Regions from separate parts of the Homo sapiens genome. Here region 1 is linked to region 2. Evidence: read pairs that join two places in POLR2A ChIA-PET (ENCODE). Cell type or tissue: OCI-LY7. All regions are shown on one strand. Each heading gives the region's core, and the rest is flanking DNA. Links, peaks and the distances in the headings are about the cores only.

The links. Peaks named below come from ENCODE experiments on the same cell type or tissue, not always from the same donor. Only the 100,000 strongest peaks of a DNase experiment are listed, where the experiment ranks them.
Region 1: POLR2A ChIA-PET joins it to region 2 with 14 read pairs; 2 of 35 experiments call an interaction of 5 or more read pairs at or near these places.

What each region holds. Positions count from the first base shown.
Region 1 is chr2:64,162,728-64,177,948 of GRCh38, reverse strand. No RefSeq gene overlaps it. Among named protein-coding and RNA genes, the nearest start is that of PELI1, 26 kb to the right of the region's middle. In OCI-LY7, for the core only: no CTCF peak of the experiment used is centred there; no DNase peak of the experiment used is centred there.
Region 2 is chr2:64,057,199-64,072,419 of GRCh38, reverse strand. LOC124907774 (a long non-coding RNA gene) reads left to right here. Exons shown (of 2, transcript XR_007086337.1): 2 at 12,457-12,902. Among named protein-coding and RNA genes, the nearest start is that of VPS54, 45 kb to the right of the region's middle. RefSeq lists an enhancer at 1,466-1,966 and a silencer at 9,355-9,444. In OCI-LY7, for the core only: a CTCF peak has its summit at 5,066; DNase peaks (open chromatin) are centred at 7,439, 7,759, 8,159 and 9,349; H3K4me3 peaks cover 2,661 bases; H3K27ac peaks cover 5,836 bases.

The DNA of each region.
Region 1 (15,221 bases), core at 2,533-10,532, 110 kb before region 2:
AATCCTAAGTTTTCTGTTTCCCTCTTTTGGTGCTTAGTCAGCCTTTATATCTCAGGACTTTTCATTTACAAAATGCATGTCACATTTGACAAAGGTGAAATTGTATGGTTTCAGCACTTGGTTTTTTGAGCAATTCAGGTCTTAATTCTTAGAAGGTAAACGTAGCCGTTGTCAGAATGCCACACAACAAGTTTATCCATAAAGAACTTTCAGGAATGAGCTGGGAGGGAAGGGGTCAGATGAGTAGAAAATTGAATTGGGAAGGTTCATGCCCCTTGTCTCTGTTGATTTCCATGTGGAAATTCAGGACCAGCCAATCCCTTTGAAATCTGTCCTAGAAATCATGACTCTGCAGGAGCTGGAAGCTCACATGCCTTCTAGATTGAGGCATGTAGCATCAATAAGTGAAGGAAGGCTGGGAGACAGATAAGGAGAGATGATTAGAAACTGTGATAAGCCCCATCTGAAAACATTTAGATAGGCTTTTTTTTTTTTTTTTAAGTTTTAAAAGATTGCACAAGCCCATTCCATGCAATCTGTAGAGCTGCCAATTTGGAGTTTCTGCTTTAGGAGACAACTCGAGCTTAGGGCTAGGGTAAGAGAACTACTGGCTGTAATAATTTAAGGAACTTTTTTTTCCAGTAAAAGTCACAGGCCATGCTTTAAAAGGGCCTAGGAGTCTATTTAGAGCAAGTTTTTCATGTTTTATGTTGTAAAACTGTATCTAATTATGAGCCAACTTTAACCTTTCTTCAACTTTTCTCCATCTCTCTTCCCAACTACTTCTACGTTTTGTTGGCTTGAGCAAGGCTACTTTGTTAAACACTGCCTCATACCAAGTTCTTTCCCACCACTGGTCTCATTGCAAACCATAGAGGGCAGATTTATAATTTGCCCAGATTTTGTGTGAAACTATAACAACCAAAAAGGAACTCTAAGATCTGTTGTAAGTTTTGAAGGTGCTGTATTTCTGAAGATAATCTTCCTACAGGAGGTATTCCTGTTAACAGAAACAGATTATTTGAAATGGTTGGGTTTACATTACTCCAGAGTAAACTGGCACTGTGTTTAATCCTGTGTAATTTGGGGGCAAGTAAATAATCTCTCTACTTCAATTTCCTCATGTTTTAATGTGAATGATGATGGTCACAAGATTGCTATAAGTATCATGTGTGCTAAAGCATGTAAAAGTACATTGTATGTTACCTACTAAGTACTCAATAAATATCTATTTTATTGTTACACATCCCACAATCATTCACTAATTATCCTGAACATTGATGATACATACCATGGCAATGACACTGATAAATTTGGTAATAGTGCTTAAGTAGAAGAGTATCATGAGAGGAAATGGATTGAAAGCAAAGCATAAATGACAACATTTATTGGGTGCTTACTATGTGTCAGACTGTGAATAGTGCTTTCTTTGCATGTATTAAATCTCATTTACTTTTCACAACATCCCCATGAGCTATGAACTCTGAATAACTACATTTTTAAAAACGATTCACGTGGTGATATTTACTCCTTCAATCAGCTAAGCTAGACCTTCTCCAGAAGGTTCTCCAGAATCCTCTCCCCAGTATGATTCTGGTGTTGATTTTGCCAAAAGTAGAATTTGCAGGAGATTTGGAAGACAGAAGTAAAGCAGCAGCCATTACTCTCTGAAGATTGTCATCTTTCGATACAGCAGTGGACAGACATAAAGGTGCCAGTGGGCTCCAGCTGTCTGCTCTCCTCTACTCCACGTCCTGCCATTTTGGGAGGCCTCTGGCATCAATGATTAATTGCAGTGCCACCTTATACTTGAATGTGACCCTTCTGTGGCAACAGCCCCCCATAGATTTCTCCACCAGCTCCCTATTCACAATCCTATTTCAGCAGCTGGGCGTGTCTGCCTTCTCAGGTGAACTGATGGGTGGCCCCTCTGATCTTCTAGCTCCCCCTTCAGACCCTCTCCTCCCCAGTGCCTCCCATAGTAGCGGCTCTGTTTTTCTGGTTGAACCCTGATTGATACACATGTTTAAGATGAAGTAGCTTACCCCAAGATCACTCAGTCTGAATGGCAGAACCAACATTAGAAGCCTTAATTAGCTTCCAGAACCCATGCTCTTCATAACCACAAGGCAGCATTGTCTGAAGGAGAGGGGAAGAAGAAGGAGATAAGGAAGAAAGAAAAGAGAGAAAGCATGAAGACTATAGAGAAAGAGGAAAGAAGCAGAAAAAAAAGAAAAGGAGGATAGAGAAGGCAGGAGGGAGGACTAGATGATAAGCAATGGGGAGTGGGAGAAAAGCGAAGAGGAATAAAAAATAAAGAGAGGTAGGATAGTGCAATGTCAGCTCTACTTGCTCTGCCAATGCTTTAGCACAAAGCGGGGAATTTCAAGCACAGCTAACATATGCCACAGGACTGCAGAGTTCTAGCACTCGGGTGTTGAGGAAGCAAGTTCCCTTTTGGTTTTACTCTTCTATTAGGAACTAAATCTAAATTTTCATAAAAGTTTGTTTTCTTTTTTTAACAGAAGACCTAATAATTTCTCTAAGTATTCACTCTTTTTTTTGGCCATTTTTAATCTGTTTTTTACAAACTTACATAAGCCAGTGATAAATAACAACTTGCAAAGCAGCGATCGTTACTATAGATTTTACCCCTGAGTTGAAAAATCAAATATTTTTATGCAACAGAACAATGGCTAATAACTTAATTATAGATCATCATGTTCAACTGGGGTAGTTATCAATTTAACTCTGTATTATTCAACAACACAGATGTGGCAAATTTTGCACATAATTCCAAAATAGAGGTGTGAAATATCATTTTCCCATGTGACTATTTGGTTTAACCTAGATATTTACTAAGTATAATATTACAGCTGCCAGGGAGACATAGAAATTAAAAACAAGATAAAATCTTGTTGAGTTTTATTTTCTACTCTGAGGCAGCTAATTTTTAAAATATCCTGCCCAGGGTACAGGAAGTGCTCCTCAGATGTCCTGATGTGCATGGAGGCAAGAGGACATTATGCCTGATTTAAGGACAAACCATCTCACCCACTGTCATCCTGCATGACTGCTCATGCACTGCTCCTGACTTGCATTTTAAGCACTGGTCAGTTTGCTTTTGGCAAGAGTGTGCTAGAGCAGGTTTTATGAGAGGACAGTGATAGAAGATGTGACAATCTTGTCCCAAAATGCCCCTTCTCTCCTTAAGGACTTATCTCTCCTTGAAGCTCCAAGATGCCACAGTCCCTGACCAAGGGATCAAGCTATAGAGGGAGAAGGGGACACCAAACTTGCTCTTACAATGGGTTACCTTCTTGCTTTCCCAAGATGGGGTTGGGTAGGGCAGGCCTGGCTCAATATATTATTCAAAAGACAGTTATTTTAAAAGACTCTCATCTAAATTTACTTCACTAAATGGCAGTGAGTTTTGCCCCTTAAGAGGCTATTCCAGGCTCAGAATGGTATCAGAAGGCAAAAATTGGATTTTTAAAATTTTTATTATAAATAATATAGTGACAAATTATGATTATTATATATGCAACACATATAACTAAATATATAGTTATAGATAATATATACTATTATCTGTAACTATAATAGTAATATATACTATTATCTATGACTATTTTTATAATATATAAATATATTTTTATAATATGATATATGTAACATATATCATTATATTATATAAATTATAACAAATAATTGTTAATTATTTATTATCACTGTGAATCAGAAGAGGCACTGTTAGTTCCCTGAGACATCTGGGGCTGGGCCTGGAGAATCACCCTCAAGTCCACTCCCTCAGCCATCACCACATGTAACTGTGCCCATGGAGTGCTAATACCCTCAGCCTTTGTCTTACTTCATAAACACCTTCCCACCCTCCTTTTCCTACTGGTTCTCAGTCCTCCCAGATTCTGGCCTCCTGGTTTATTTTCTTCTCTGTCGCCTCGGACATGACTCAGGTTACTGCTGCTGGAGCCCAGGCCTTTCACTACCCTACTCTGCCAGAAGGCTCTCTCTGACTAGTGATGACTGGGGGTGAGTTCTGTTAGGATTCTTATCCTTTATCCCAAAAAGAATGAAGGCTCCTCAAGCTTCAAACCAATTTCAGAACCACTTGGGGCAGAGATGACACATGACAGCCACTTGTTGCTTCTTTAGCACTGACTTCACACCATCCCCTGGCTATGAAAAGGAATCCAGATATGCAAATAACCTGTAATTATTATGTGGGTGGATTACCATAGCAATGGGTCTGGGTATTTTAGCTGCCTTAGATTATCCCCTAAGGAAGCATTTTACCCTTTGTTGCAACCAGCCTTCTCACTCTGGTTCCAGCCTTCTGCCATGAGCTGAGGTTTTGGTTTCTGTGAGAAGCTGAGTTGAAGAGTGTGTCTTCAAGACAAGAAGTGGTTTGTCAAGGCAAGGCCTCAATCACGAATGGATATTATCTACACATTTTCGTCTGGACCATCAACATATTTACTGAGGTCCTCTCCTTTACCTCCTCCTCAAGTCTCTGACAGCTTTGACCTCAGATTTGCCCCACACTGTGATTCTTCCATTTGCCCTATAGTAATCAAGATTCTTGTATGCAGACAACTGAAATGGACTTTGTCTTAAGCAGATAAGGAATCTATTGGCAGACTAATAAGTAGCTCCTAGAATTGATGAGAAGCCTGAAGAACCAGCTGCAAGAAATGAGCCAGAACCAAGAGAGATTAAGAGATCAGAACAGACGAATCTACATGTCTGGTCAGGGTACACTGGACTGCTATCACTGACAACCTCTCCCCTACCTCCACAAGACATAGAAATGACCCTGGAAGCCCCATAGACGCTGTTGTCACTAGACATTGGATGCTGCTGCCACTGTCACTTCTGCCAAAATGAGTTATTTCTAGACCTTGCTTCTCCAGTCTAGAGTTATTAGTGGTCTAGATCACATGGCATGCCCTTATTGACAAGAATATGGAAACTGAGTCACTGGCCTTGCACTTTAGTGATGGAAAGTGGGTCCTATAGCTACCAATTGAGAAAAGGGTTCGACATTGAATACTAAAGACAAAACTACTATATACCTTTACTCAGACATTCTATTTTGGCCCAATATTTAGCCCCAGAAGACTGCAGACTCCGATTTTGTGTTATGGATCAGGTTTGGGCATTCCACATTCCATGAAGCTCCAACCTGTGCCCATCCTGGTTTTCAGGGTTTACTACTCTAGCTAGACATTTATAGCTTGTAATGACTTTGTCCCAGTAGGCATCCCAAGTTAAGACTATTTTAGTTTCTGCTTAAAATGATCAGGTCAAATTCTGCCCCTAATATACACTTAATTTATATTGAGGCATTTGAGTATTTTGTACAATTACCTAAGGGTTGATAAATTATTTTCTTTTGTGTTCTAGGGTTTGAATAATAATATTTATTAAAGGCCTATTATGTATAGACATATTATAATTGTTACTATAATCTTGTATTATCACTCGTTTTTACAAATGAGGAAACTGAGGGTCAGTGAGGTTAAGTGATTTGCCCACAAAACTAGTAAAGCCAAAATTTAGATTATATTCTGATTCCTCAGCCTGTATTTTCCCCACTGTACCATGCTGCCTCACCAGAAAAACTAAGAGTTCTATAGATACATTATTCCATATGCAGGTAGAGCTAAAATTATGCCTACCAATTTTGCTTCAGATTTTAGATGTGTGCTTACTGTTTCTTGCCTGACAATTTACTTTCCATACTTGCCTGACAGAGAAGGTAGTAGATGCACTGTGTGAGCAGAAGAAAAACAAAATGTGTCCTCATGCCAAAGTCAAAATTAACTCTAACGAGAGGGAAAAGTTGAAGGCAATTTGCTTTGTGATAGGGTTTGCTTTAAATCGTCCATGTTTCTACAACATTTTACAAATCATAGATGCTATAAGGAATCTACCTTTAAAAAATTGTTTATTTAATGAAAAGGTTTGCAAATTTTTTCAGAGTAATAGTTAACACTTCTTACTTATTCGCTTACACTTTTTCTTTCCCTACTTGACTCTGTGATCCATGGATACCATGTATCTTATTCATCTTTTTATCCCTAATACCTGACAAAACGTAGGAACTCAAAATTTAATGATTTAGTGAAGGGAAGAAGGAATAACAAGCAAACTATTATCAAGGCAATAATAGTATAAAGGAGATTAGGCAGTCAAGGCTAAGATCTTTTCTCTCCCAACCAGAGTTCTTTACAGTCCTCTGTCAATCTCCTTAATAGGACAGGAGTCTCTTTCCTGAAGTGTAAAAGGATACTTAAAAGGAGGTAGATTCAAATTCAGCTAACACCCACTGAGCACCTGCTGTGTGTCAAGAGCTTTTCATGTACGATATCTTATGCAAAACATCTAATAAGCTCATAGCTATTATTATCTCCACTTTTCGGATGAAATCGCTTGGGCTCAGAGAGGTTAAATGCTTTGCCCAAGGTTACACAGCTAATTAAGGGCAGGGTTGGAAGTCAAACCTGGTCTCAGTGAAAGCTCAGCCCTCATTCTACTCCCTCACTGCTCCGTCCCCATAGTGCATCAACCCATGTACAGTCATACGTTGTTTAACAACCTGAATACCTTCTGAGAAATGCATCGTCAGACAATTTTTTCATTGTGTGAACGTCATAGAGTGTGCTTACACAAAACTAGATGGTATAGCTTACTATGCACCTAGGCCATATGGGATAACCTGTTGCTCCTGGGCTACAAACCTGTACAGCATGCTACAGCCTACTGAATACTGTAGGCAATTGTAACACCATGGTAAGTATTTGTGTATCTAAACATAGAAATGATACAGTAAAAATATGATATTATAATCTTATGGGACCACCGCATATATGCAGCCTGTTGTTGACCAAAATATTGTTATGTGGTGTATAACTGTATCATATTTCAGTAGAATTTTTAGCACATCTTTTTCACAGCTTAGCAGCCCTGCAATAGAGATGAGTTTTATAAATAATAGTCTCTTAAATTATATGAAATATGGTCATGGTTTCCCAAAACATAGTAAGTCCACCATCCCTATTCTATACCATTATCTCTAACCAAGAGTTAGTGTTGGAGACCACCATTCTGTTTGTACGTTAAAAGAAATCAGGAATGACCTGTAATAACTTAAAGACTGTTAGGAAGATATCTCTGATTTACAAAAAAAAAAAACTGGTTTTTTTTTTTTTTTTTTTTGGATAACTACCAAAACCTGTAGCTTAGTATATAGTCATTTAATTGGCTTATTCCCTGTAAACCACCTAATGGAGATCACTTCAGAGGCAGCAACGGCTTTGATTGAGAGTTAGATGCAGATCAATTGGGGCACTGAAGCCATTTGAGAGGACAATGCAGTACTTTGGAAAATATAAAAGGTGCCTTAAAAGAAGGTTAAATGAGAAAGGATTGGGTTGAGGAGTGGAGTTTAAAATGGTAGTAAGCATTTTAAGAAGGTAAATAAATAAATATACGCCAAACACAGACTAACTTAAATTTTAAAAAGTATTCATAAAGAGACAATAGCCACTAGGATGGTGACATTAAGAACAAAGGGAAGCTCTAATTTCACATTTATGAGTTAACCAAATGCCCAAGGTAAAGTGAAATAGTCCATAAATTATATTTTAACATCAAAACAATGTTAAGTCACTGATTATTACATTGTCCTAAGAAAAAACTATTGCCTTTTGTGCATATTATCAACCAAAAACATTCTCAAAGTTGACTATTTAGGTCATGACCAAGAAGTATCCAAAAGGCAAGAAATCTGCATTTGACCCTGGGTCATTGGGCCCAGTTCCTGTCTCATCTAGGAAGACTTCTCAGTTCAACAAAAATTTTGTCCCGACCCAGAAGCCACTAGCCAATTTCCAGGTCAATACCAAGACATTTGTATAACCAGTTCTAGGCCCAGCAGTTACAGTGACAGAATAATAGCCTCTCTGTCGCTGACCTGAAAAGTCTGTATCCCAGTTTACTGAACAGGCCAATATGGTGCCTACCATATTGACAGCTCCTGTCTAACAGGACTCCAACTCACAGCTCCTGTTAGGAGGAAGAGGCCCCAAGGTTTCCTCAAGGATACATGGCCATGTTTTGTATTTCAGGACCCAACTCCATGGTTGTTGCTAATTGGACCAGGGGAAGGTAACTGAAAGAGCATTTTCGGTTCCCCAGTAGCCTACGAAGTAGTCTGGTTCAAGAGAAATTTCTGATTCAGTATCCAAATTGTACTTACTGGGTTGTATCTGTCTGCAAGATATGTAAAATACAACGATGCAGAAAAAGACAACTGGCAATTGGAAGTGGAAGCAGAAGTAGACACAGAAAGAAGCAGATCTAAAGGGAGAAGCTAAGTTACTTTAGTGGTGGAGCAGTAAATCAACAATGATCCTAAATAACCTTCCAGTTCTATTTTCTGAGACAGCTGGCTGTGTTTCCTGTTTTTCCTGAGATATATTATTTATTTAGATTTTCCTGAGTTCTTCTGAACCCAATGCATCAGTTAGAAGTGCCTAATTTTGTGATGGTAATAAGTAACATGAATATTTCAGAGTTTAACACAACAAAAGGTTATTTTATTTTTGCAGAAAAATCTGCCCCAGGTCTGGGACAGTGTCTAGGGTTTACATCCTTCAATATCACAGACTGTTTCTAGCTGGGAACTGATCACTGGCTCTTAAATACTTCTTTCTACATGTGATATATTACTTCTACTCCCAGCCAATTGGCTGGAGCTCATCATGTGGTTCACCCAATTGCAAGGGAACTAAGAAATGTGATTTTTCCAAGTACTGAGAAGAAGAAAACTGGATATATGGCTGAATCAGTGGGATAACTTGCTACCATCCCTTTAACCCTTCATTGTGACCTTATGTTAATCATTTTAGCTCCTCCTACACATCAGTGAAACCCATCAGGTAGTATTACATTCATGTGATTTACTCGCCTTTGATTCACTCTGAGACACACCTAGACACATACCTCTTGCCACTAGCAAATTTGATGCCTCATGATAAATAAAATTTATAGCAAGAAGGGACTTGCATTGTTGAGTAGATGATTTCAGCTGTGTTTTTTTTTTCCTTCTAAAATCAGAATAGTAACAGAGAATGATGGATTTCTGCCATGTGGGGGAAAAAAAGATTATGAGAGCTATTGAGATCATCTCAGCAGGACCAAACTACTATAATTTATTTCTTTGCAAGTTATTATAGATGGGTAAATTCAATCTAAAAAGAAGAAAAAGAGGAAGGAAGCTAAAATTTACTGACTATCTACTATGTGCCATCACTTTACACAGATATTATCTCATTTATTTGCCACCAGGCAGTATCTGTGGGCTAGATAGTGCTGTTTTTCAGTTAATTAAACTGAGACATGAAGAAGTTATATGATTTGGCCAAAATCACACAACTAGTACATGGTGCTCCAAGAATTCAACCCAGGTTTCTAAATCCAGACCTCCAAATCCATGCTTCTCATAATTTCATGAAGCATGAAAAGCAGCAAACCTAAAATACACCCTAGGAGAGATGACCCAGATTTTCTGGGGCTATTCCAAAAAGAAATAATGTTCAGGAAGGGCTGAGCTGATTTTAGGAAAGCCCCCAAAGCTTTTGAAGATGGAAATCTCTCTTGCATTCATTTATGCTTTCATTTATTCAAACAGATTTAATGAGTCAGGGTAAAAAGGAAATAAGGATAAAAAGACAAGATTGAAATCCCTGTTCTCTAGTTTCCTCACTATATTTAGGCATAGACCCATAAGTAAACAGACAATTATGATATGGGTTGGCAGCGGGGGGACAAGTAAGAGCTGTGATAGGAGTAGGCAAATGGTATTAAGGGTCCTGGCCCAGTGCTGCTCTTCAGTTCCCTGGGAAACAGACTCAGAGGGATATTTGTGTGCAGGAGGCTTGCTTTCAGAATTAGCACCTATAGGGTGAAGTGAAAACAGCTGAACTGGGCAAAAGGCGAAGTGGGATTATGATGTGGTTGCCACAAAGTCCTCAGCCTTTCTATGGGAGAATTATGGAGTTAGGATGGCCTACAGAGTTGTCCCCACTGAAGCAATGGGACCAGGCTTATAAAAGTATAAACTTCTGAATCAATTAATAATTGTAGTCATTCCTGGGCTGGCTCTAGGAAGGAATGCGTGATCTTAAGCTCTCTTCAACCAAGGGCAATCTCTAGAACAAAATGTTGCCAAGATCTATCCGTTACCAACATTCCCAGCAGTTAGTGAAATCTGTGCTTCAGTCCCAAGGACATAGAGAAATGCAAGCAGCATACCATAGCATCCACTACACCCATCTCCAAGGAAGATTTCCTGGAGAAGATGGCCTTGGAGCTGAGTCCTAAAGGACTAGCAGGAGTTGTTCAGGAGAATGCCACATACAAAAACATGGTGGGTCTGAAGAGACTGTGTCCAGGGAGGTTTATCACACCTGTGGAAGCACGTAATGCATAAAGGAAAGTAGCAAGTGCTGAGGTTGAAGAGGTGAGCAGAGGCCAGGTCCTGCAGAACCATGGCATGTTCTGCTAAGAGGTTTGGATTTTTTCCTGACGGCAAAGGGAAGGCATTCAAAAACTATTCAGAAAGAGACATAATTGGATTTGTTTTGTAGAAAGATCATTCTGGCAGCAAGTGGGGATTATGTTCGATGGGGATAAAACTGAAAGAAGAGAAGCAGACTCATTAGGAGGCTGTGACAGTAATCCCGGAAAAAAAGAATAATACTTGAGCTGACAAGTAGCAGTAATGGTGAGAATGGATGGATAGAAAAGGACAGATTCCAGGGATATTAAGTGGGTAAAACTGAGAAAACTTAAGAAATCAACTGCATGTTATGGGTAGGAAAACTTAGACTTAAGAGTGACTCAGGTTGGTTCCAGCCATTTGTTGATACAAATCTGGAGGGAAAGACGGTAATTTCAGTTTTGAACACCTTGTCTGTGGAAACTTCATGTAAAGATCTCCAGCAACCCTTTCCTGAAGCTAAGGAGAGAAATAAGAGTTGGATAAAAAGTCAGAGTCAATACATAAGTGGTAGGTGGAAGCCACAGGAATGGATGAGATCATTGGAGGAACATATACTTTTGAGTGTACAGAGACACAGGAGAAAAACAATGTTTAAGTTGGAGAGGAGTCCACAAAAAAGTACTAGAAATGTACAAAAAAGTGCTAGAAATGTAGGTAGAAAATCAAAAGGAGGAAAATTAGAAGTGAGAAGAGAGAGTATCAAAAAGTACTAAGTGCAGTTAAATGCCACTAAAAGAAAAAGGAAGACAATTTTCCAGAATATTGAGGAAGTAGAGGGTCACAAGTGACCTTGGCAAGGAATGTTTCAATGACATGGAGAAGACAGGTCATAATAAAGAGAATAAAGAAAACATAGACGAACTTTGAAGACATTCTGCTAAGTGAAACAATCCAGTCACAAAAGGACAAACTGCATGATTCCACTTTTAAGAGGCACTGAAACTTCTCAAACTCATACAGACAGAAAGTAGAATGGTGGTTGCCAGAGGCTGGGCAGAGGCGGAATAGAAAGTTATTGTTTAATGAGTAGAGGGTTTCCATTTGGGAAGATGAAAAAGTTCTGGAAATGGATTGTGGTGATTGTTGCAGAGCAGTGTGAATGTACTTAATGCCACAGAACTGTACATTTAAAAATGGTTACAATGGAAAGTTTTATGTATATTTTAGTACAATAAAAGAAAGATACTAAACAAATGAAAGAGAGATAAGAAAATGGAAGGACTGAATGTAGCCCCCTCTCAAGAAACTTGAATGGGAAGAGAAGGAGAAACAGACTAATAGCTAGAGAAGGGGATAGAGTCAAGGGGTGCATTTTTGGGAGACAGCCAGTGGAGAGGGAGATATTAAATGTACAGCAAAGAGAGATGCAGTACTGTGGGCTGAGCAAGACAAAATGATGTTGAAACAGGGCCTTGAGAGCTGCCTCTGAATCCCTTTCTAGTGAACACTGAGGGAGGTAGGATGACATAATGGAAGCATGATCATAAACAATGGCAAAAGGTCTTGCTCTGCCTAGATGAACTTAGGTTGGAAATATTTAGGAAACCACTAATGCTCTCTTTAAGTTTAAAAACAATATCCCGTTCATTGTGACTGTTTTAAACCCTGATAAGTCACCCACACAAGTCATTTAAAGATAAAATTGATCAATCACATAATGTAGTGCCTCATGTACAATGAATACAATGAACAATATTATCATTGTTTCCATCGCAATATGTAAGTTTTTATTTTCCAATTACATGTTAGATGATGTTTTATTCAAGAAAAGGAAAAAAGAATTTATGAATTTTGAAGCTCACTATCAAATTTCAAGAGAAGAATGCTGTGTAAACGTGGCATTTTTTTTTTTAATGGAGTCTTACTCTGTTGCCCAGGCTGGAGTGCAGTGGCGCGATCTCCGCTCACTGCAACCTCTGCCTCCCGGGTTCAAGCTATTCTCCTGCCTCAGCTTCCGGAGTAGCTGGGACTACAGGTGCCTGCCACCACACCCAGCTAATTTTTGTATTTTTAGCGTAGATGGGGTTTCTCCATGTTGGCCAGGATGGTGTGGATCTCCTGACCTCACGACCCACCCTCCTCAGCCTCCCAAAGTGCTGGGATTACAGGCGTGAGCCACTGCGCCCAGCCAAAACGTAGCATTCTTAATTAAATATTTTTCGAATTAAATTTGAATTTACTGCGTGTTATTTTTATGGTATATTATTTAAAATACTTACAAGAAAAATATATACAAATCATGGAATCCTTTAAGTCAAAGAAAAAAAATATTTAAATAAAAGAGTAAATTATTTTTTCCAGAGTGAGAAAAGTGGGAAGGAGTTTCTTTAGAAGCACCACATCTAATTCACGTATTTTAGGTCTGTCTAAATGGTCCCTGCAAATTATCATCACACATATGAAAAATAATGCTCAAATACTGTACTGTATTTTCTTCTGTCTAGACATAAAAGTTTAGGAATTACAAATATAGGAATCCTTAACATATCTACTCATGAACATGCACATACACTCAAAGTGCCTGTGGAAGATTTGGCTGTTGGTTATGGTTAAATGAATTTGCATAATTTCTTAGTTATATAAAGATACAAGACCAGGAAATCAGATACAAGCAGAAATGCTCTCAATTTTAGAGCCCTTACATGAATTGAGTGTTGGGCTTTCTCCAGCAACCTTTAGAATCCTGTTTCAGATACATGTATGATCTCATCATTAAAAGAAACCTTCAGAGTCATAATATGAGTCCATAATAATGATACTAATATACACATAATCTGTGCAACTATATACATTAATCCCAAAAAATAGGTAAATTTAAAAATCCTGATTTTATATATAAGAAGTATGTTACAACCACCACAAAATATATGTAACCCAAGTATTACACAAAAGCAAGTATGTTTTAGGAGCCACCACCTATATTGTACCAAAAGAATAGGCATTAGGGTATTAAGGATATACCACATTAAAAATGAAAGCTGGCATTGTCCTCTGAGGTCTAAAACATATGAACCAATTAAAAGTTGTAAGAAAAAAAGAAAGGAAATTAAAAGACTGGTCTTTGCTAAGAGGATGTCAAGCAAGCGAAGATAAGGTCTCCTTTCAGCATTTTCTTTAATAAGCAAGAAATAGGGATGTCCTGTATTTACACCATTACTGCTAAAATGCTTCCTTTTCTTTAAAGGAGTAGAAAACAAAACATTATGTTCTTTTAATGAGTCTACTATCTGAGCTTCATCAAGGTGTGCAAAGTACTATTCTAGGCCAATTACTTAATTGTTGCTTTGACAAGGCCTGTCATACCGATTCAATATTTAAATAATTACTTTCTTTTTCTTTTCTTTTTTTTTTTTTTTTGAGACAGGGCCTCATTCTGTCACCCAGGCTAATGTGCAGTGGCATGATATCAACTCACTCCATCCTTCACCTCCTGGGCTCAAGCAATCCTCCCACTGTAGCCTCCCAAGTAGCTGGTACTACAAGCACATGCCACTACACCCAGCTCACTTTTGTTTTATTTATTTATTTACTTATTGTAGAGATTGGGTTTTGCCAAGTTGCCCAGGCTGGTCTTGAATTCCTAGGCTCAAGCAATCTGCCTGCCTCAGCCTCCCAAAATGCTGGGGTTACAGGTGTGAGCCACCATGCCTGGCCTAAATAATTTCTTAGAAAATATAATTATAGGCTGGGTGCGGTGACTCACGCCTGTAATCTCAGCACTTTGGGAGGCCAAGGTGCGTGAATCACCTGAGGTCAGAAGTTCAAGATCAACCTGGCCAACATGGTGAAACCCCATCTCTACTAAAAATACAAAAATTAGCTGGATGCGGTGGCGCATGCCTGTAATCCCAGCTACTCAGGAGGCTGAGGCTGGAGAATAGCTTGAACCCGGGAGGCGGAGGTTGCAGTGAGCCGAGATTGCACCACCGCACTCCAGACCGGGTGACAGAACGAGACTGTCTCCAAAAAGAAAGAAAGAAAGAGAGAGAGAAGTAAGGAAGGAAGGAAGGAAGGAAGGAAAAAATAATTATAATAAATGTTTTTTAAAAGGAGAAATATATTCTACATTGTTGAAATACTGTCCTAGTAATAGATGATAAACTTTTTCTAACTTACATATTAATCAGTATATATGTGCTATATGAAGCCTTAAGTTGGAAGAAAGAACTTTCAAAGTAGTTCTGGCACAATGAAGCTTCAAAAATAGGTCTCTCTATGGTTTTATAAACCCAGACCATATCTCATAAAATTTCTGAGGCCAATGAGAAGGCCTATCCAAAGTCAATTACTCTTTGTTACTTAAATATTCTAAATTTTTTGGAATCCACCTTTGGAAACTCTCTGATATTACATTTGGAATCAAAGTAAAAGTAAGATTTTCCTAAAATTGTCAGACTGTTATCCCCCATGGTGTCCAAACATTTTGAAACAAAAATGAGAGTGAATGGTTTAATATGGTCTCAAAATGTAATATTAAAATTTGAACTGTCTTGAAAAATCTGGAAAAAGTAGTTGTAGCTATATAGCCTCCATCCATCCACCAGAAAAGTGCCTAGGAAGGAAATAATGTTTTTCTTTCTCTTGTACTTTAAACTACACTCACTTCTTTGATTTTTTTAAAAAAACTTCCCAC
Region 2 (15,221 bases), core at 4,600-12,599:
AAAATAAGTTTTAGTCTTACTATACTTTGCCTGATTATTTACATAAAGTTCAACAAGAATACTGATTGGCCATAGTCTCCTTTTAAATTGGCTTTGCTGGAACATTTGCATAAAGAATTAGACTTTTAAAAGCCTCTTGAGGCTACAAAGCCAAGCCAAGAATTCACCATCAGACTATGCCTGTAATACCTGTACAAATCAGGTGAGTTCCTTTCTTCTCAAGGTCTCAAAATATCTTGAAGTTCCTGGGCCTGTCAGAAAGTGACATTCTTTACTTACCACAAGGTCAGGAATCTTGTAAGAAAACTGTGTAGGCAAGGTACCAGGTCAGTCTTTTTCTAAGTCTATTGGCTTTCTAAAGTCAATTTCGATCCCTCAAAGACTGGTGATATCTAAAATATATTATTCCAGTCAACGCCTTGGTAAAATTACCAGTGTCTCCAACTGTGTCCTGTTACAAAAAAAACCCCAAATTCTTATTGAACTTATGCAAATTACTATATTGCTAGAAAACAAGGATATTCATGAATAGTTTCTGAATTCCAGAGAAGACAGGTAAAGAGAAAGGTAAATGTCTCAATTTCTTCACAAAAGTATACATTACCTGGCCAGGCATGGAAGCTGACACCTGTAATCCCAGCACTTTGGGAGGCCAAGGCCAGTGGACCACCTGAGGTCAGGAGTTCGAGACCAGCTGGAACACATGCTGAAACCTCATTTCTACTAAAAATACAAATATAAGCCAGGTGTTGTGGTGGGCTAATCCCAGCTACTTGGGAGGCTGAGGCAGGAGAATCACTTGAACCCGGGAGGCAGAGGTTGCAGTGAGCCAAGATTGTGCCACTGCACTCCAGCCTGAGTGACAGAGCAAGACTCCAACTCAAACAAACAAAAAAAAAGGTATACTTTACCCGATTGCTGTTGGCCATAAATAACTCAAAAGCTAATATATCTTGACTCTGGAAAACAAAACATAAAAAGAATCAGCAATTTTTTTTTTTTTTTTTTTTTGAGATGGAGTCTTACTTTCTCTCCCAGGCTGGAGTGCAGTAGCGTGATCTTGGCTCACTGCAACCTCCGCTTCCTGGGTTCAAGCGATTCTCCTGCCTCAGCCTCCTGAGTAGCTGAGATTACTGGAGCGTGCCACCACGCCCGTCTAATTTTTTGTATTTGTAGTAGAGACGGAGTTTCAGCATGCTAGCCAGGATGGTCTCAATCTTCTGGCCTTGTGATTCACCCACCTCAGCCTCCCAAAGTGCTGGAATTACAAGCATGAATGAGCCACCTTGCCTGGACTTTTTTTTTTTTTTTTTTTTGAGATGGAGATTTGTTCTCGTCGCCCAGACTGGAGTGCAGTGGCTCGATCTCGGCTCACTGCAACCTCTGCCTCCCGGGTTCAAGCAATTCTCCTTGCCTCAGCCTCCCAAGTAGCTGGGATTTCAGGCACCCACGACCATGCCTGGCTAATTTTTGTATTTTTAGTGGAGACAGAGTTTCGCCATGTTGACCAGGCTGGTTTCAAACTCCTGACCTCAGGTGATCCACCCGCCTTGGCCTCCCAAAGTGCTGGGATTACAGGCATTAGCCACTGTGTCCAGACATAATCAGCAATGTTTTAAACAAAAGGACATGAAAATAATTTCACTACTCCATCAATTCAGTCCCATGAAATTGAATCTTGTTCTGCTTAATGTTGGGTTAGCAATCTTCGTGAACCTGTCAGGTTTATATTAGAGTTCTGGAAGTTTTTTTGTTTTTTGTTTTTTGAGATGGAGTCTCGCTATTGATGCCCAGGCTGGAGTGCAATGACACGATCTCGGCTCACTGCAACCTCTGCCTCCAGGGTTCAAGTGATTCTCCTGCCTCAGCTTACCAAGTAGCTGGGATCACAGGTGCCCACCACCACACCCAGCCTGCCTCGGCCTCCCAAAGTATTGGGATTACAGGCATGAGCCACCGTGCCCAGCCTCATGTCTTTCTTATAACCTTCCTTATTAAAAACACATCTTACTTTCCTGCTATATTCTGTATGTAGAATTGTTTTCCTTCTTTAGTTTTAGTTACCATGTGTTAGAATTTTAACTCTTTGTAACCTTAATTTATGGTGAAAATCTAAAAAGTAAGCAATTTTTAACTCTCAGTCAAGTACCAACTTGAATTTATGAATCTTTGGAGATGGAGTCTCGCTGTGTCGCCCAGGCTGGAGTACAGTGGTGCAATTTTGGCTCACTGCAACCTCCGCCTCCCGGGTTCAAGCAATTCTGCCTCAGCCTCACGAGTAGCTGGGACTGCAGGTGCACGCCGCCACGACCGGCTAATTTTTTGTATTTTAGTAGAGACGGGGTTTCACTATGTTGCCCAGGATGATCTTGAACTCCTGAGCTCAGGCGATCCACCCGCGTCGGCCTCCCAAAGTGCTAGGATTACAGGCGTGAGCCATCCCGCCCGGCCTGAAACTTAGGCTTTTCTAATCGAACAATTTTTTAATGTGGAACAGAACATTTTTAGTGTATCTAAATACCTTTTGTTTTCTGAAGTTAAAAGCATGTAAGCTTAAACTCATGATTAGTAATTAATGTCTTAGCATTATATCTTATTTGTGGATGATTTAGATTATCATATGCAATGAATATCATTTAGTTTAGCAAAATTCTAACGCTATAGCTCAAAAAGATTTGAAAACCCTTTTCAAGTAAACATTTTATAAAACATAATAATTATTAAAAGTTCATTTATAAATTTCTACCTCATTTACATCTATTTTATTTATTTATTTGTTTTGCGATGAAGTCTCGCTCTTGTCCCCCACGCTGGAGTACAATGGTGCGATCTTGGCTCACTGCAATCTCTGCCTCCCGGGTTCAAGCGATTCTCCTGCCTCAGCCTCCCGAGTAGCTGGGATTACAGGCGCCTGCCACCACAACTGGCTAATTTTTGTATTTTTAGTAGAGACAGCGTTTCACCATGTTGGCCAGGCTGGTCTGGAAATCCTGACCTTAGGTGATCTGCCCGCCTCGGCCTCCCAAAGTGCTGGGATTACAGGCATGAGCCACTGTGCCCGGCCTATTTATTTTTAACAATCATGTTTGGAAAATTTTACAATTGGACAAATCTATCCATTTCAAGTTAAATTTTCTATTCACCATTTTTATGATTGGGCAAGAATCTTAAAGTTAAATATATATATATTTTGTTGCTAACTCAGAAGACATAGTTGTTTTTATTAAACCAACAATATTAAACTAGCCTTATTTACCAAAAGAGTTACTCGAGTCAATGGGAACTTTGGAAAGCATTTATTTGGGCTTACTAATTTCTGAGTGCTCATTTATGTATAAGTGCATTTGGTATCATGAAGACAATATACAAACACATGGATGTGCACAGGTATACATGAAATACAGACAAAGGGCCAGGTGCAGTGGCTCACATCTGTAGTCCCAGAAATTTGGGAGGCCAAGGTGGGAGGACCGCTTGAGCCCAGGAGGCGAAGGTTGCAGTGAGCTGAGATCTCACCACTGCACTTTAGCCTGGGTGACAGAGAAGGACTCTGCATAAAAAAGTCAAAAAGGCCAGGCACAGTGGCTCACGGCTGTAATCCTAGCACTTTGGGAGGCCGAGGTGGGTGGATCACAAGATCAGGAGATCAAGACCATCCTGGCTAACACGGTGAAACCCCGTCTCTACTAAAAATACAAAAAATTAGCCAGGTGTGGTGGCGGGCACCTGTCATCCCAGCTACCCGGGAGGCTGAAGCAGGAGAATGACATGAACCTGGGAGGCGGAGCTTGCAGTGAGCTGAGATCACTCCATTGCACTCCAGCCTGGGCAACAGAGCAAGACTCCATCTCAAAAAAAAAAAAATTTTTTTTAAATATTATATAGATTTGATTTTTTTTTTTTTTTTTTGACAGAGTCTTGCTCTGTCACCAGGCTGGAGTGCAGTGGCATGATCTCGGCTCACTGCAAGCTCTGCCTCCCGGGTTCAAGCAGTTCTCCTGCCTCAGCCTCCTGAGTAGCTGGGACTACAGGCGCATACCACAAAACCTGGCTAATTTTTGTATTTTTAGTAGAGACGGGGTTTCACCATGTTGGCCAGGATGCTCTCGATCTCCTGACCTTGTGATCCACCCACCTCGGCCTCCCAAAGTGCAGGCATGAGCCACTACACTGGCTTTTTTTTTTTTTTTTTGAGATGGAGTCTCACTCTTGTCGCCCAGGCTGGAGTGCAGTGGTGTGATCTCTGCTCACTGCAACCTCCGCCTCCCGGGATCAAGCGATTCTCCCGCCTCAGCCTCCTGAGTAGCTGGGATTACAGGCGCCCACCATGACATCCAGCTAATTTTTGTACTTTTAGTAGAGACAGGCTTTCACCATGTTGACCAGGCTGGTCTTGAACTCCTGACCTCAGGTGATCTGCCCCACCTGGGCCTCCCAAAGTATTGGGATTATAGGCATAAGCCACCACGCCTGGCCTATAGCTTTGATTTTTAAAAGGTTTGAAAGTATCTTTCTCAAGTCAGTGTCACTATAGGATTTATCTGGGTAGGTACAGCAGAATGGGGCTAGGAAGTAAATGACATTGTCAAGAGATTAGTTAAAAGTAATACATAATAGGCTGAGCAGGGATCTAAGTAAAGATAGAAGGGAGTCAATAAAGATTAGGAAGGAGCCTGAGTAGTCTAGTCATTTTTGTTTAGGTGTCCATCCTGCCCCAGTATGGCTTATGTACCTAAGGGAAAACAAACTCCTGTTTCAGAAGTGTGCCCTGATGTTTTAAGTCAGTGTTTCTTCATAGAGGCACTATTGGCATTTTTGGCAGACCAAAATTCCACACGACTGTCCTGTGTCTCCCCTCCCCCATCCCTCTTCCAGTAAAAGCCAGTGGTACTCCCAGTCAGAGCAACATTTCCAAATACTCTGAAGGAGGCAGTGCTGCTCCCAGTTGAGAACCTCTGATCTAAATCAGTCATCATAATCTCAACTCCCTTGTCACTGTAATTGGCTCAAAAATGGATAACTTAGTTCAGAGCTAAGCAAATTAGCACATGGCATTCCCCTAGTCACCATGATTGGTTCAGGTTGTTCTAATTAATGAAAGGCCAGGATTTTTGTTTGATGGTTAAAGACTCACTCCTCAGTTCCTCTGGACTTAATGCAGAAGCATGCAGGCTCAGTTGCTGCTGACCTCCAGCCTGTATAACCACGAGGGGAGCCAATCCCAGAATGAAGCTCACGTTGAGGGTGCGAGAGTAGAGAAAGAGAAGAAACAAGGCCCTTGGTATGTCTGTCTGGCAGGTAACCCAAGGCCTTTGCCACTGCTGAATTTTCAGTTACTTGAGTCGGTAAATGCCCTTAATGTTTAAACCAGTTAGACTTGAGTTTCCTGTAGCCTGCAAATGAAAACATACTACTTAAAAGAGGGAAGCAGAGGGAGGTTGAGTCAAGGGAGTGAAATACGGGGAAGGATATAAATGAGAGTAAGGGATACAACAGATGAATGAAGAGGCTTATGTCTTGGGTAGAAACTGAGGAATACAGGGACAATAGGTATGCTAAGTTTGGCTGGATGCGAGATTTTACAAAAATTAGTCTGGTCTCTTAGACTGGGGGTTGGGGTAATCAGAACAGTTCTAGTATTGTGTTGTGATAACCCAGTGAGGTTTGTATTACTCCAATGTATAGAAGAAGAAACTTGAGACCCACCCAAGTACCTAAAGCTAGTAGCTGGCAGAGGTAAGCCCTAGCAAATTTGATTCCAGCACCTAAGTTCTTTCCACTGCTTCCCCATTGTTATGTGATGCCAATGGGGTGGAAATAACCAGGGTGAGAACAAAAAACCCTTATTAATCCTTCCCACACCTCAATCCAGGATGAAGGGCAAGACCAAATGGGTCAGTGGGATTGTTTTCCCCTGTAAAAGCGATGGGCCACCTGTAGGGTCGGTGGTACAGTGTTTGGAGTACCATGCACAAATGGGTCATGGGCTCGCTGGAAAGGCAAGACAGACAGCTTACCCAACACCTACACAAATGAAGGGAATAACCACAAGGTACACTGAGGAGAAGTGGCTCAAAGATTCTGGTGAGATGAAAACTATTTAAGGTTAATTGCCAAGCACTGAATATCACATTCTGTGCATCTGCATGCTTCTCATTTCAGAAACTTATTTTTCCCCTTTTAATTTATTTTTGAATAGTTCATGCATGCATATGGAAAAAATGCAAAAGGTACAGAAAACGTTCCATGAGAAATAGGTTTTTCTTCCTTCTCTGTCCCTCAGTTATCTTCCCTGGAGGTAACTACTGTTGACAGACTCAATCTTTCCCCTCCGTCTCCTTCCTCCCCCTCTCTCCATTAGAGGCAGGGGTATGTCAAGCTGAGTTCTCTTTATTTGGTAGCAATACAGACCTTCCTAATGTAGCAGGGTTTAAATGTACTCACTAAAAACTAGATTTACAAAAAAAAGCAACTTCATTGTCGATAATGATTTCTTGCTGGAAAGCCCCCATTCCTAACGTAGGTGGAAACACTTGATCTTGCCAATTAAAGGTAACACAGTCTCTTTACGTTTACAACAGTTTTCCTTGGAAACTCACTCAATCTTTCAAGGTTTCTCCCTGATCCAATGGTTCTCCTCTCCCACTTCTCTTTCTTAAGATGTCATTCGGGTCTTGAAAAACTGGCAGAGCAAGTCTGTCTGCCATCATCCAGGCTCTCCCGGCCTCCCTTGATGAGGAAATTATCTCCGGCTTTTGGGCCTAGAACCATTTCCACTACTGACAGCCACGGCCCCTGCCATGGCTCTCAGTGGCAAGGACCATAAGCCTCACAACTTCTTGGCCCAAGGGCCAGGCCTCTTCCAGCCCATTCATCCCATTAGCCTTTATCATTCTACCACTGGATCTCCTAAAGACCATGCATGACCCCAAAGAACAGAAATCACTATCTCAAGCTACTTCTCTGTAGTTACCCCGGTTCCAAACAGAAAGCAGGATACATGCCTCCTCTTCTTTTAGTGCACCCTCCACTCATCTGGGGCAACCCTGTGCTGGTACTCTCTGAATGTCCCAAATTCCTGCCTGCTGCTTTTTTTTTTTTTTTTTTTTTTTTGGGACAGAGTCTCGCTCTGTTGCCCAGGCTGGAGTGCAGTGACGCGATCTCAGCTCATTGCAACCTCCGCCACCCAGATTAAAGCAATTCACCTGCCTCAGCTTCCCGAGTAGCTGGGATTACAGGTGCCCGCCACCACGCCCAGCTAATTTTTTGTATTTTTAGTACAGATGGTTTCACCATGTTAGCCAGGATGGTCTCGATCTCCTGACCTCATGATCCGCCCACCTTGGCCTCCCCAAGTGCTGGGATTACAGGCGTGAACCACTGCACCCGGCCTCTGCCTGCTGCTTTTATCTTCCCTTCCAGTCATGAGAAAGTGGCTCTGACATCATATCCTGTGTTCTTCTTGGCTGTATCTGTGATCTGTTCAGGGGCACTTTTCCAAGTTCTGCCTCACTAGCATATACAAATACATTTTTTTCTTTCAACAATGTCTGGTTTTTGACACTCAAAGCCCTTGATTTCAAACTATTGTTTTGCTATGAATTAATCCTATTTTGAAATTCTAAGCTAAGGGATGACTTATCCAATCTTGGCTGGGTTTTTTTTTCTCCCTGTGACTGAATGCATGCCATTGACTCAAGGGGGAAGCCATGGAGACAAAGACTTACTGGGCAGGCAAATACACTGATTTAACGTCTCACAAAGGTTATCTCCATTACATCAGCATAAGGTTCCCAGAGCCAGCTGAAAGGAAACCAACGTCAGTGTGGCAAATGCTACTGAGTTTTCACATTGTAACAGGGGGTGCAACCGCTGCATGGGAAAATTTCACGGTCCTGAAAGTGAACATGATCAGAATTGAACTACTGATTCCATAACTCTCCAGCCAATTATTGAGGTGCAAACTTGAGTCATTCTGGATTCCTCTCTTTTCTTCACACCTCACATTTAATCCATCTGCAATCAGGGCATCTAATGGAAAGAGGAGCCTTTTTCTAATTTTCACAAAGGCACCGTATGAGCCGGTAGTGGCCTGTTGATGAAACCCTAGGCCAAGCTGCCAGTGTCTGTCACCCGGACTTCTGCCATAGGCTCCTCCCAGATCTCCCCACTTCCGTGTTTGACCTCCTACAATCCATTCTCCACAAAGTAGCCAGATTAAATACAAATGAGATCACACCACTTCCCAGCTTCCTTTCTTTAACTCCTCCTCCAGCTTGTCATCACTCTGATCCGGCTCTGCTTCTTTCATCCTGGCTCCTGTTCAGCCTTATCTCCTTCCAAGCTTTCCCTCTAACTACTTGCCTGTAACCACACTGCCCATCTTGTTGCCTTCAAGTACACGGTACACAAGGCTTGTTTCTATCCCAGGTCCTTTGCACTTACTGTTTCTTTGCTAGCAGAGCTCTTCCCTGGATGCTCACACTGCTGCCTCCTTCACAGCCTTCAGGTCTCAACTCAGATGTCACTAAGCAGCCAAACCACACCCCAGGTACCAACTACCATAGTACTCCGCTTTATTTTCTTCATAGTCCTTAGTTCCTGAAATTGTATTATTTATTTGTTTGTTTACATGTTTATTGCATATCCCCCTTCCCTTAGAATGCAACTGCCTTAAACAGGGACTTGTTTTGTCTTTTTCAGCACTGTGTTTCTAGCATTAAACAGTTGCCTGGCACATTGTTAACACTCAGTAAATATTTGTGGACTGAAACCAACTAATGTCAACCAGGGGAGGGAAGGAGGAAGACAGTATTTTTTAGCTGCACAAGCACCAGTGGATACCATTTTATTTCTTTGCTAGGGAATATTAATTTCCATGTCAGGAAATCATTAAGGTTAATGTGGCTTTCTCGTGAGATACTTAGCTGCGAGACAGAACTAACATCTATATTTATGTCACAGAAAAGCAGTTTTTTCAAATAATCAAGTCAGTCAAAATATAAATTGTTAGCCTTATTTGCCAGGTACAAAATTTGACTGATTTGCATGTATGTTGGTGTGTGCTTAACCTGCTGCAGATCACCTGCTATTTTAGGGTGCCCTGATTGCTAAAAGTTGTTTACTTGATTTCTTTCATTTGAAGTGTGGCTGAGGAGGCAGGCCTGATCAGAGGCAAGTGGTCTAAAGAGAGACAATGTGAAAGATTTGTTTGGGTGTGCTATAAAATAACCACCAACAATCTTTAGGTCTTTCTTGGACTTTTGAGACTGAAAACTAAGCTCTCTTTGATAAGTGCTTTAAAATTTGAATAACTGATACACTGGAAAGTCCTGAACAGCTGTACAAACACTGAAGCAAGGACTTTCAAATTCTGCCCTGGGTGCTGGGCATGGTGACTCACACCTGTAATCCCAGCACTTTTGGAGGCCAAGACAAGAAGATTGCTTAAGCCCAGGAGCTCAAGACCAGCCTGAGCAACATGGCAAAACCCCATCTCTACAAAAAATTAGCTAGGTGTGGTGGCACACATTTGTAGTCCCAGCTCTCTGGGAGGCTGAGGTGGGAGGATTGCTTGAGCCCAGGAAGTTGAGGCTGCAGTGAACTGTGATCATCACATCACTGCATTCCAGCCTGGGTGACAGAGTGAGGCCCTATCTCAAAAAAAAAAAAATAAATTAAAAAAAAAAATCTGCTCTGAGTTACATGTTTTGAATAAAGGTGCAGAAAAATTAAGCCTCATCTTGATGAGAATAAACAAGATCAAACATCCTTCTCCATCCCTGGTTCATAGTGTCCACAATTTCTATCATTAGAGCTCTATATTTTTATCCTGGAGTCCTTTTTTAAAATGCGTCTATTCCTGGCAATATATTAGACCAATTCATGAAGACACTGAAACCACTTAGATCCATGTTCGTCCCTATTAGCCCTGAAACAGTAAGAAAGAGATGCATCAGGGGAGGCTAGATGTACCAACTCTGACTTTGCCGAACCTAGAATGGACCCAGTACAGTACAGTAGAGTACAGTAGTTGTTGAGCCTTTGGATAATGATATTGTGGAGCAAATTATAAGTTTTGCGATGTGAGTTACTTAATCTAAGAAAATAGATTTTTTGGCCGGGTGCGGTGGCTCATGCCTGTAATCTCAGCACTTTGGGAGGCCAAGGTGGGTGGATCATGAGGTCAGGAGTTCAAGACCAGCCTGGCTAACATGGTGAAACCCTGTCTCTACTAAAAATACAAAAAATATATATATTAGTCAGGTGTGGTGGCACGTGCCTGTAGTCCTAGCTACTCAGGAGGCTGAGGTTGCAGTGAGCCGAGATCGTGCCACTGCACTCCAGCCCGGGTGACAGAGTGTAACTCCATCTAAAAAAAAAAAAAAAGAAAATGGATTTTTTAAAGTTCAAATGTTGCTATGCAGTATAAATTTTGATGGATTTTTTTTTCTAGTGAGGGTCCCAACAGGCAACAGATGACACACTTGAATTAGGATAATTTGAGGAGAGTTTATTATTATTTTCTATTTATTTTTCGAGACAGAGTCTTACCCTGTCACCCAGGCTGGGGTGCAGTGGGAGAGAGTTTATTTTTAAAGAGACTATTTACAGGAGAGCTGGTGGGGTGTAATGGAAACATAAGGCTAGTCTAGAAACCAGGGGTTAGAAGCCTCAGAATGGCTTATACCCTTAGGCCCTAAGGAGTGATGATCAGAACCTGGAAAGGGAGTGTCATTTGGAGGAGACCACCTTGAGAGGAGCAGTGACCTTTACTCAAGGGACACAAGGCCGGGCGCGGTGGCTCACGCCTGTAATCCCAGCACTTTGGGAGCCGAGGTGGGTGGATCACAAGGTCAGGAGTTCAAGACCAGCCTGGCCAAGTTGGTGAAACCCCGTCTCTACTAAAAATACAAAAAAAATTAGCCAGGCGTGGTGGCACGTGCCTGTAATCCCAGCTACTCCGGAGGCTGAGGCAGAGAATTGCTTAAACCTGGAGGGGTGGGGGTTGCAGTGAGCCGAGATTGCGCCACTGCACTCCAGCTGGGGTGACAGAGTGAGATTCCATCTCAAAAAAAAAAAAAAAAAAAAAAAAAAGAGTGATCAAGGGACACAAACAGCTAGAGTCAACCTCTCTAGGAAAAAGCCAAGGAAATAAAAACTTTGATCTTGCACTTCTCGCTTTTCTGCCAGAGCTCCTCATTGGCCAAAACTAACTTGAAGCCAAAGGGAGATGGAGCATATTCACATTAGTGGGGCAGAGGGGGAGGTAGAAAAGGGTGGAGAGGAATCTGGAGGAGCATAATGACACCCCCATTCACTCCACAAGAAGCGCTGAGGAAGAGCCATCCACATCTCTCCCTTTCCCACTGCAAGCTTTCAGAGTGAAGCAGTCTTGGGCTGGAAGAGTGGAGAGGATGTATCCTTAAAATCAGATTTGGAGTATTGATTAATATCTTACCAGATTTGGAGTGTGTGTATTTATATATATATGTGTATATATATACGTGTGTGTGTGTGTGTGTGTATGTGTGTGTGTGTGTGTATATATATATATTTCTTTTTTTTTTTTTTTTTTTTTTTTTGAGATGAGAGTCTTGCTCTGTTGCCTAGGCTGGAGTGCAGTGGTGTGATCTCGGCTCACTGCAACCTCCACCTCCCGGGTTCAAGCGATTCTCCTGCCTCAGCCTCCTGAGTAGCTGGGATTACAGGTGTGTGCCACCACGCCAGGCTAATTTTTGTATTTTTAGTAGAGACAGGGTTTCACCATGTTGGTCAGGCTGGTCTCGAACTCCTGACCTTGTGATCCACCCACCTTGGCCTCTCAAAGTGCTGGGATTACAGGTGTCAGCCACCGCACCCAGCCTGATTAATATCTTACACTGGACATTCTAATCTCCGTATCAAGACTGTGTTTGTAATTGAAAGTGATAGTCTATAGTGATAGCAATCATTATAAGCCAGAAAATTTAAGGGCTTGCCAGAATTTTCATACTAGAACATATCTATAGATGTCTAGATAGATAGATGGATAGACTTTATATATGCAAAGGGAAAATAGGGACAAAAATAAAGTTGCTTTTTTTTTTTTTTTAATTGAGACAGGGTTTTGCTCTGTCACCCAGGCTGGAGTACAGTGGCACAATCTCAGCTCACTTGGCTCACAGCCTCGACCTCTGGGCTCAAGTGATCCTCCCACCTCAGCCTCCTGAGTAGATGGGACTACAGGCATGCACCACCACACTGGCTAAGTTTTACATTTTTTTGTAGAGACGAGGTTTCACCATGTTACCCAGGCTAGTCTTGAACTCCTAGGCTCAAGTGATCCACCCGCCTTGGCCTCCCAAAGTGCTACAATTACAGGCGTGAACTGCTGTGCCCAGCCTAAAGTTGCTTTTTTATTACATCAGAGAATTCTTATTCAACATAATGTTTTCCAACTTTCTCACTTTACAGGCAATGAAACTGAATCCGAGAGAGCTTGATTCACATACCCCATCTCAGCAAGCCACTTCACACCAAAATCCAAACTAGAAGCATAAATCGAGGCATCTATAGGACATGCCACTGTGGGCTTATGCAAGAAGTTAGCACTGTTGCAAATTTCAAAAAAGGTCTAAGGCAAAATTTTAAACAAGGTCTATGAGCTATCTTTGCTGTATCGCTTGGCAGCAGACATTACCCTTAGGTCGTGTGGTATCTGGTAGTTGGAGAAGTCTCACTGGCCAAGCCAGGCTTCCTTGTTACAGTGACTTATACCTCTCCTCTGAGGTTTAGACCTTAGTTCTGTGATACAGAAATTCAATTTCATCTTTTCACCCAAGAATAATCAGGTTCCAATGAATTGATCTACTTGTCAACCTCACAAACAGAGTTACTGGTAAATAAAAATGTTCATTCAATTATGCTGAGAAATGTTACTGTCAAAGAAATAAGACTGATATCAGCTAGTCAGCATATTCTCTGGCTGAATTGTTTGGAGGGAAAATATAGATAAATCAGACATTCATTTTCATTCTCAAGAAAATAACTTCAAGTGTAAGTCCCACTGACAGTGGGTCAAAGACATAAACTTCACACATAAATGACAACATATAATAACAATTTGCTTTACTAAGCATATGCTCTGCATTTTTTTTTTTTTTTTTTTGAGATGGAGTCTCGCTCTGTTGCCCAGGCTGGAGTGCAATGGCGCAATCTCAGCTCAGTGCAAGCTGCACCTCCCAGGTTCATGCCATTCTCCTGCCTCAGCCTCCCGAGTAGCTGGGACTAAAGGCATCTGTCACCACGCCCAGCTAATTTTTTTGTATTTTTAGTAGAGACAGGGTTTCACCGTGTTAGCCAGGATGGTCTCGATCTCCGGACCTCGTGATCCGCCCGCCTCGGCCTCCCAGGTTCAAGCGATTCTCCTGCCTCAGCCTCCTTAGTAGCTGGGATTGCAGGCATATGCCACCATGCCCAGCTAATTTTGTGTTTTTGGTAGAGATGGGGTTTCTCCGTGTTGGTCAGGCTGGTCTCGAACTCCCAACCTCAGGTGATCTGCCTGCCTCAGCCTCCCAAAGTGCTGGGATTACAGGCGTAAGCCACAGCGCCCAGCCATGCCCTGCATTTTTACAAATTCCTTGGTGTTTTGAGGTGCATCCTCCATAGTGTGGTAAAACCTTGGCATCATAAAACTTTGGTTAGACAGAAATTAATTAGAACACTTCATTTAAAAGAATTTCTTTGATGCATCAACTTCTTTCCTCTCAGCTCCAAATCTCTGCACTGCTCTGTTCTGTGATGCTGGAGCTGGGCCCTGTAAACATTTCTCCTTTGCAGCTGGCAGAATGTTAAGCTTTGTCTACAGGGCTGGGAGGCCACTGCAGGAGGAAAGTGCTTCTCTCTTCTTTGTTCCCATGTGATTTTCCTTCTCTTGGGGTACTTGGCAGCCAGTGGGTGCAGGAATCCCAAAAGTGCTCAGCTGCCCAGGGAGTCTCACAGGCAACCCGGAAGGTGGTTTCTTGCATCCTGACGCTGACTTGCAGAACCTCGGTGAACTTCTTTACCATCTAGGAGGTGATAGCTACATCCGAGTGAAGTGACTCCAGTGAAGTCAGTCTTGAAGAGAGGGCTCTTCCGAATTTGTTCCTTCCTTGGGTACTCAGCCATAGCCCTGGGGCAAGCATTCTCAGTGGGGGTGAAAATTGGTTTTTGTGGGGGTAGGGAGTGTGTGTGAAATAATCTTAGGTTATTCCTCCAAAGGGCCACAGTAGACACACAGATATACTGTGTACCTGTAGAATTAAGGTTTCATGGGGATGTAGGGACAGGTGGTGATAAGGGGCAAAAAATATCTAAAAATATCTCCTTACAGGGGCAAATTTCTTTTTATAAGTTGAGAAACTCTGGTCTAGAGAGTAGCAGCTGCTCTTTATATCCACCATTCTTGTATTCTTAAGAGTTATGTTTATCCCTTAGTAGTTAATCCCATTTCTAGTTAATATACTTTCAATTTTCCCTGTTGGACTTACTGTGTGATTGTCTTCTGGCTGGACCTTGACTGATACAGTGCACTTGACTTTTATGGAAAAAAGGCAAATAATAATTGAAAATATGCTAAAATCAAAGGCTTGAATTTTTAAAATTCTAGGACATTGTCTTTTTTTTGTTGTTTTTGAGATGCAGTCTTGCTCTGTTGCCCAGGCTGGAGTGCAGTGGCATGATCTGGGCTCACTGCAACCTCCGCCTCCTGGGTTCAAGCGATTCTCCTGCTTCAGCCTCCTGAGTAGCTGGGACTACAGGCACTTGCCACCACCCCCAGCTAATTTTTGTATTTTTATTAGAGACGGGGTTTCACCATGTTGGCCAGGATGGTCTCAATCTCTTGACCTCATGATCTGCCCACCTCGGCCTCCCAAAGTGCTAGGATTACAGGCGTGAGCCACCGTGTCCAGCCCTCTAGGACATTTTCTATAGCCTGTAGAGCTCAATCCCCAGCTACTTACATCTTGCACAGTTTGGAATGATGACATTGGGACCATGACAGATGATGAATGGCCAAAGTTAGGTTGCTAGTCTGTACTAGCCTTTCACTAGTACAATGCATTCTATATGGATACTGAACACATTTTTCGTTTATAACTATTTTATAAAGTTCTTATAAATGCTAAGCTCCATAATAACAATAATAATAATAATAATAATAATCATCATCATCATCATCATCATCATAACTAACA